2 separate regions of the Homo sapiens genome follow, and region 2 is linked to region 1. A link is a contact called in ENCODE Hi-C or POLR2A ChIA-PET data. All regions are on one chromosome and are shown on one strand. The core of a region is the stretch at or near the end of the contact, and the rest is flanking DNA. Distances in the headings are between cores, read along the strand shown.

What was found. Hi-C counts contacts between places; a loop is a spot of excess contacts on that map. ChIA-PET counts read pairs that join two places held with the same protein, here RNA polymerase II (POLR2A). Pooled maps may share reads with other maps.
Region 2: POLR2A ChIA-PET joins it to region 1 with 10 read pairs in Caco-2. The contact joins two enhancer-like sites. A Hi-C loop is called at or near these places in 1 of 168 maps with a recorded cell type or tissue (B cell), 1 of 37 single-sample maps with no recorded cell type and 7 of 50 pooled maps. POLR2A ChIA-PET finds 5 or more read pairs at or near these places in 3 of 52 experiments (CD8-positive, alpha-beta memory T cell, Caco-2 and activated CD8-positive, alpha-beta memory T cell).

The regions. Positions count from the first base shown.
Region 1 is chr10:102,067,932-102,070,835 of GRCh38, reverse strand. It overlaps HPS6 (HPS6 biogenesis of lysosomal organelles complex 2 subunit 3), which reads right to left. Exons shown (of 1, transcript NM_024747.6): 1 at 2,800-2,904. Among named protein-coding and RNA genes, the nearest start is that of HPS6, 4.0 kb to the right of the region's middle. Within about 2 kb of position 1,540, at least 2 of the 41 ENCODE cell types and tissues checked have a DNase peak (open chromatin) inside an H3K27ac peak, as active enhancers do.
Region 2 is chr10:102,628,627-102,631,495 of GRCh38, reverse strand. It overlaps SUFU (SUFU negative regulator of hedgehog signaling), which reads right to left. Exons shown (of 12, transcript NM_016169.4): 12 at 1-1,430. The coding sequence ends at 1,341. Among named protein-coding and RNA genes, the nearest start is that of TRIM8-DT, 13 kb to the left of the region's middle. RefSeq lists enhancers at 1,590-1,884, 2,495-2,869. Within about 2 kb of position 1,600, at least 26 of the 41 ENCODE cell types and tissues checked have a DNase peak (open chromatin) inside an H3K27ac peak, as active enhancers do.

The sequences.
Region 1 (2,904 bases), core at 291-2,790:
GAGACTCTGTCTCAAAAAAAAAAAAAAAAAAAAAAAATTAAAAAAAGAAAGAAAAAGGGAGGCTTGGGTCCCTGAGGCCACATAGGCAGTTGAAGGAGCCTTGCGCCCTGCTTCCTCGCCTTCACCCAGGATGCTTGCTGGGACTACTGTGCAGTACTCCTTGTGCCTAGCTTTACTGCCATGTGAACCTGAGAGAGCTCCTGAGGTGAGGCACACCTATGGAAATGCTCCTGCCCACTGGCTTAGGATCCTCCCCTCACCTTCCCAGGGACTTCAGACCCCCCTACTCCAGTCCTGCCTGTGGACCTTGGATCTGAGACCTTGTTCACCACTCAAAACCTTCAGCAGCTGGGTGCGGTGGCATGTTCCTAAAATCCCAGCTACTTGAGAGGCTGAGGTAGGAGGAGTGCTCGAGTCCAGGGGTTCAAGTCCAGCCTGGGCAACATAGCAAGAAATTGTCTCAAAAAAAAGAAAAGAAAAAAGGCAACCAAGCCAGGCATAGTGGCCTGTGTCTGTAGTTCCAGCTACTTAGGAGGCTGAGGCAGGAGGATGGCTTGAGCCCATAAGCCATTGCACTCCAGGCTGGGCAACATAGCAAGATCCTGTCTCTTAAAAACAGAAGCAAAAAGCTGGGCATGGTGGCTCATGCCTGTAATCCCAGCACTTTGGGAGGCCAAGGTGGACGGATCACCTGAGGTCAGGAGTTCGAGAGCAGCCTGACCAACATGGAGAAACCCCATCTCTACCAAAAATACAAAATTAGCTGGGTGTGGTGGTGCATGCCTGTAATCCCAGCTACTCAGGAGGCTGAGGCAGGAGAATCGCTTGAACCCGGGAGGTGGAGATTGTGGTGAGTCAAGATCGCACCATTGCACTCCAGCCTGGACAAGAGTGAAGCTTCGTCTCAAAAAAAAAAAATAGAATTAAATTAAATAAATAAATAAATAAATAAGAAACCCATCAATGCCAGAACTTACCCCTTTCTCAGGTACTCAAGGCCAAGGACTTTGGCTTAAGATCTCCACCCTCCTATTCAGAGACCTCTGTCTGATAACCCTCTCAGGAACTCCATTAAAACTCAGTCACACGGTGATCCCTGTGCTGTTTCCAAAGTCCTGCATCCCTGAGCTGTCTTCCAAAGTCCTGAGATGCAGCTGGGATCACTTGCACCCTCCACATTGAAAGGAAGGATAAGGCTAGTGTGATCAAGCACTGAGCCTGTAAAAGCAGGTAAAAGTCACCATCTAAGCCCACCTGCTCTGCTCAGAGCTGCTGGGCTGGGTGGCCTTCATCTGGAGGCCCTACTAGTGGGTGGTCCCAGGGAACTTCCTTAAGCCATACAACCTTAATGAAAAACCTGGCTTCCTTCTCTTACCCATGCCCCAGGGGCCCACTGAGTAGAATTCCTTCTCTCCTGGGCACAGGAGGACCAAGCCAAATCTCAGGCTTGGGAGATTTGAGAAGCAACAATGATTAAGCAGGATCATGAACAGGAAGCAGCCTCCCATTGAGGAGCCATGATGAGCCCAGTTTCAAGACCAAGAAGAGGAACTCCTTCCAGACCAGGAAGGGGCTGAGGTGGAGGCCAAGACTGGAACTGTCCCTACCCCTGGGCCTCTGGCAAGAACAGTAGCTTGACTCCAGGTATTGGTAGGCAGCCTGGCTTGAGGGCCAGGACAAGGGCCATCCAAGTTCTGGAGGAGGCCAAGATGGTACCTCAGGACTTGGCCATGTAGATGAGCCACCTCAGGACCTCTATGAGGCTGAAGAGTTAACACCAGCCACAGATAAGACTAAGTAAGCTACTTCTCTCCCCTGAGAGACAGGAACTGTCCCTAGTCTCACTAGTCCTAGCCTGAGTCCACCTTAAGCCCAGGTTAAGGCTACCAGAATCTAAGCTGCAGGTCCCAGCTGAGGACAAAGCTGAGCAGCAGCCCTAACCTTGGCCCCAACCCTGGACAAGGGGTATCTGGGACTGCGGATGATGCTGAGTAGCTGCATCCAGGGTCCTAACCTAAGCTAGAACCAGGGGTCTATCCTACGCTAGGCTGAGGGGTTACTTGGGTAGAAGTGAGCATGGGGCAAAGGCCTCTTCAGAGTTGAGCCTGTTGAATACATCCAGACAAGCAGAGATCTGTGTTGCAGACGCTCTTATTTCTTGACTTGGGAGAGTCAGCAGGAATATGGGGCTCTCCAGATAGCTCTGCTCCCAGTGAATTTTGTTACTGAGCCAGAGAGCTCTGCAGGCAGCTCTCCTGTCTGTGGCAAATCTTCCCCTAAACTAGAAGCTGCTTCAGAAATCCTGGTGGAGACAGGCAAGGACCCAGGGCCCAGTAAAGTTCCTACTCCGGAGCAGAGGAGTCCTGGGGAAAGGAAGGGTGGAGCTCTGTAGTCCTCCTCCTCTTAGCAGGCCAGGGAAGCTGGCATGGAGCCAGGGATGGGGAGTACATCCAAGCCCAAGCAGGTGGGAGCTACTGGGCTGTTCAGTGAGGTGGCTCCAATCTTTGAGGTGCTACTTTCTAGCCAAATGAACTTGGTCAAGTCATTTAATTTTTCTAAACTTCTATTTCCTGTAAAATGGGAATAACATCAGTACTTTCCCCACTGGGGTTATGAGAAGCTAGCTGAGGGATTATATAAAGATGAGTAGAATGCCTGGCTTCTATTAAATGCTCATAAATGTTAACTATTTTCATGATTGGAAGTGGGGACTTTAGCCAAAAGATCCAGATCCAACCACTCCCTCTATAACCTGCATCCTCTGAGACCTGTACCTGTTTAAAAACACACAACTGTGTATATATTAAACTATGTATATATTTAACACACACATCTTAAAAATAGCTCCAGATGACAGAACAGTATTGCATACACAGGTCCATACATGGGACCCTCCAAGTCCCA
Region 2 (2,869 bases), core at 351-2,850, 560 kb before region 1:
AGGCAGGAAAGGGGCTTGCTGGTTCCAGGTCAGGCGTGGGAGATAACCCGAGAGGAACTCCAAAACCATGGGCTAGAGATAGGCTGGCTTCTGGAAGGCAAACTGTGAGATCTGCAGTACTGGGGGTGAGGGGCTGAGGACCACGAGAGGCCAGGATGCCAGAAAGGAGAGGGATTAGGAGTGGAGAATGAAAGATAGGGCATGAATGGATACAGGGAGGATGGGAGGGCAGCAGAGAGCAGTGTTAGCAAAACCAAAGTGAAAGAGATGTTAAGAGGTGGATTTTTCAATTTTAGTAAGGCAGCCCTACAGCCTGAAGGCTGGGAGGCCCAGGGACTGAGGAAATGGGACAGGACTGGTTACAGAGCTGGAGACCCAGGCCCTGAATGACAGTGGGGATGGTGTGTGATGTGCTGAACCTCACCCTCTCCCAGGTAGGCCTGGTTGGGTGGAAAAGGCCTAGAAGATGAGGCTGGGGTCACCAAGTCTTTGAGACCCATTCACTTGGAAAACAGTAGCACCCCTCCCTGGCCCCAGCTAAACTAGGCTCAAAGCTGCACAAGGGAGTGTCTCTACTCTCCCCCTGCCCCGGGCTCCACCAGGCCCAGCTGGGAAGAAAAGCCTCTCTGTGCAGCCGGCTCCTCCAGGGCTCTGGGCTGGCAGGCGAACACCAAGCACCTTCTCTGGTGGCAGCCCAGGGAGAGATACAGCCCTAGGCCTCTGTCAGAGAATGCGAAAGTTCAACGGGGAATGAAGTTCTGTTTAAAAAACATTATATACATGGCTTCTGGACATCTTTGCAGAGCAATAAAATACCACCCGGTTTCTACAAAATAAAATAAGGAAGAAGAAAACCAAACATGATCAGAGGAATTGTTCCGCGGCCAGAGGAGCTTGAGTAGCAAAGGCTTCCAGAGATGAGCTGGGAAGTGCATCCACTCGCTCTGCATCTGGCTGTCCGCCTCCCTCCTGCTGGGCTGTGCGGCAGGGGGTAGGTGAGAAAGAGGGCTGTCTCCACCTAGGGGCACAGCCAGGGTCCAGAGTCAAACCTCAAACCAGAATCTGTGCAGGCTGCAGGCAGGGAGGGTCCGCATTTGCCCACTCACTGGCCTGATGGGTCACAAGGCTTAGCCAGCGGCGGGGTGCGGCCCCTGAGCTGGAGGTGAGGTGGAGGGCCTGTGGCCTGTGCATGGCACCCCACTGGGCTGCGGGGTGGCACTGCGCAGTCTTCCTCACACTTGTCCTTTTATTTGTGGAGATCTCGTTGACACAACTGTTACACTGGAAGTCACTGGGGAGCAGCTGGGCTCCCTGCTGGCCACTGCAGGGCCCAGCCCAGGCTAGTGTAGCGGACTGTCGAACACCACGTCAGGCAGGATGGAGACCTTCAGCTTCTTTTCAGGCCAGCTGTACTCTTTGGGAAGTTTGAACTGTGGAGGGAGCAAGCACAGACCAGGAGTGTGAGTGGTTAGCAGAATACACCGTGGTCTTTCCAGAGATTGCCCAGGCCTGTCCCCGGGGAGCTAGGGATAGGACAGGCCGCGGGAGGCGTGGCTTCATTCTCAAATGCTAGACCCAGGTGGCAGGCTGGGCTCAAACGGCTGGAGTTGGTGACCCCTTCTTTCCCCACGGCCTGTCAATAATGAGGCAGGTTGGAGGAGGGCGTTTTCTCCTCCTTTCTCCACTAAGCTGACCTCCCTCTTGCTCACTTCCTTGGTTCTGCCTCTGGCCACAGGCATGTAAAGAATCTGCTCCCTGAGGCCCTGGGGCTGGAGGATGGGGGCTGGGGGAGGGTCTGGAGGCTATGGGGAAGTGGCCTGAGCTCTGTCACTGCCATGGCCTCTCTTTCAGAGGCTAGTGCAGGAAGAACCCTGGAACCTGTCCTCTGTATACTTGGCCAAAGGCTCCAAAGGGAAGGAGGCCCCAGTTCGGCCCCAAAGTCAGAACCACACTTGCGGCCTTGGTGGGAGCAGAAGAGTGGGACAAGTGTGGTTTGAGGTGATCCCTTGGGCCTGAGAGGGGCCAATCCCCACCCTGCTCCCTGTATTCATTCGCACCACTTCCCAGGGTTACCAGCCTCAGAGTGGTCCCAGTGGTGGCCAAGGAGAGCCAAATGTCTCCCACCCCATCCCAGGATACACTGATTTGCCTACAGTTCTGTTTCTCCCATTCACCTGGGAGTTTCTGGTAGGGGAAGGGGAAGAGGCTGATGCCTCTTATTCCCTCTTTACTGTAGAACTTTGCATGCAGTCTGGCACACAGATGGAGCTCAATAAATGCTCACTGCCTGGGACTGATACCGGAACTTAGACACAGGGTCTGTCTTTTCTTTTTCTTTTGAGACGGAGTTTCGCTCTTGTTGCCCAGGCTGGAGTGCAATGGCGCGATCTCGGCTCACTGCAACTTTTGCTTCCCGGGTTCAAGCGATTCTCGTGCCTCAGCCTCCCGAGTAGCTGAGATTACAGGCATGCACCACCAAGCCCGGCTAATTATTGTATTATTAGTAGAGATGGGTTTTCTCCATGTTGGTCAGGCTGGTCTCAAATTCCCGACCTCAGGTGATCCACCTGCCTCGGCCTCCCAAAGTGCTGGGATTACAGACATGAGTCACTGCGCCCGGCCCAGGGTCTGTCTTTTCTAATTTGGCTAGGCCGGAAGTCAGGGCAGGGTGGAAAGGAGAGAACAGTGTTCTCAGCCTGCCTCGGTCTGGGGCTGGAGGCAGACGAGCCTGACCCTTCCTGGCTGCCTCCCTCTTCGCTCCCTCTGCTGGGGGACTGTCTCTGCCAGGACCAAAGTGGCGAGTGAGGCAGGGTGTAGGGACAGCCTCTGGACAGAAAAGGAAAAAAAGAAAAAAGTCATTTTTAGTGAC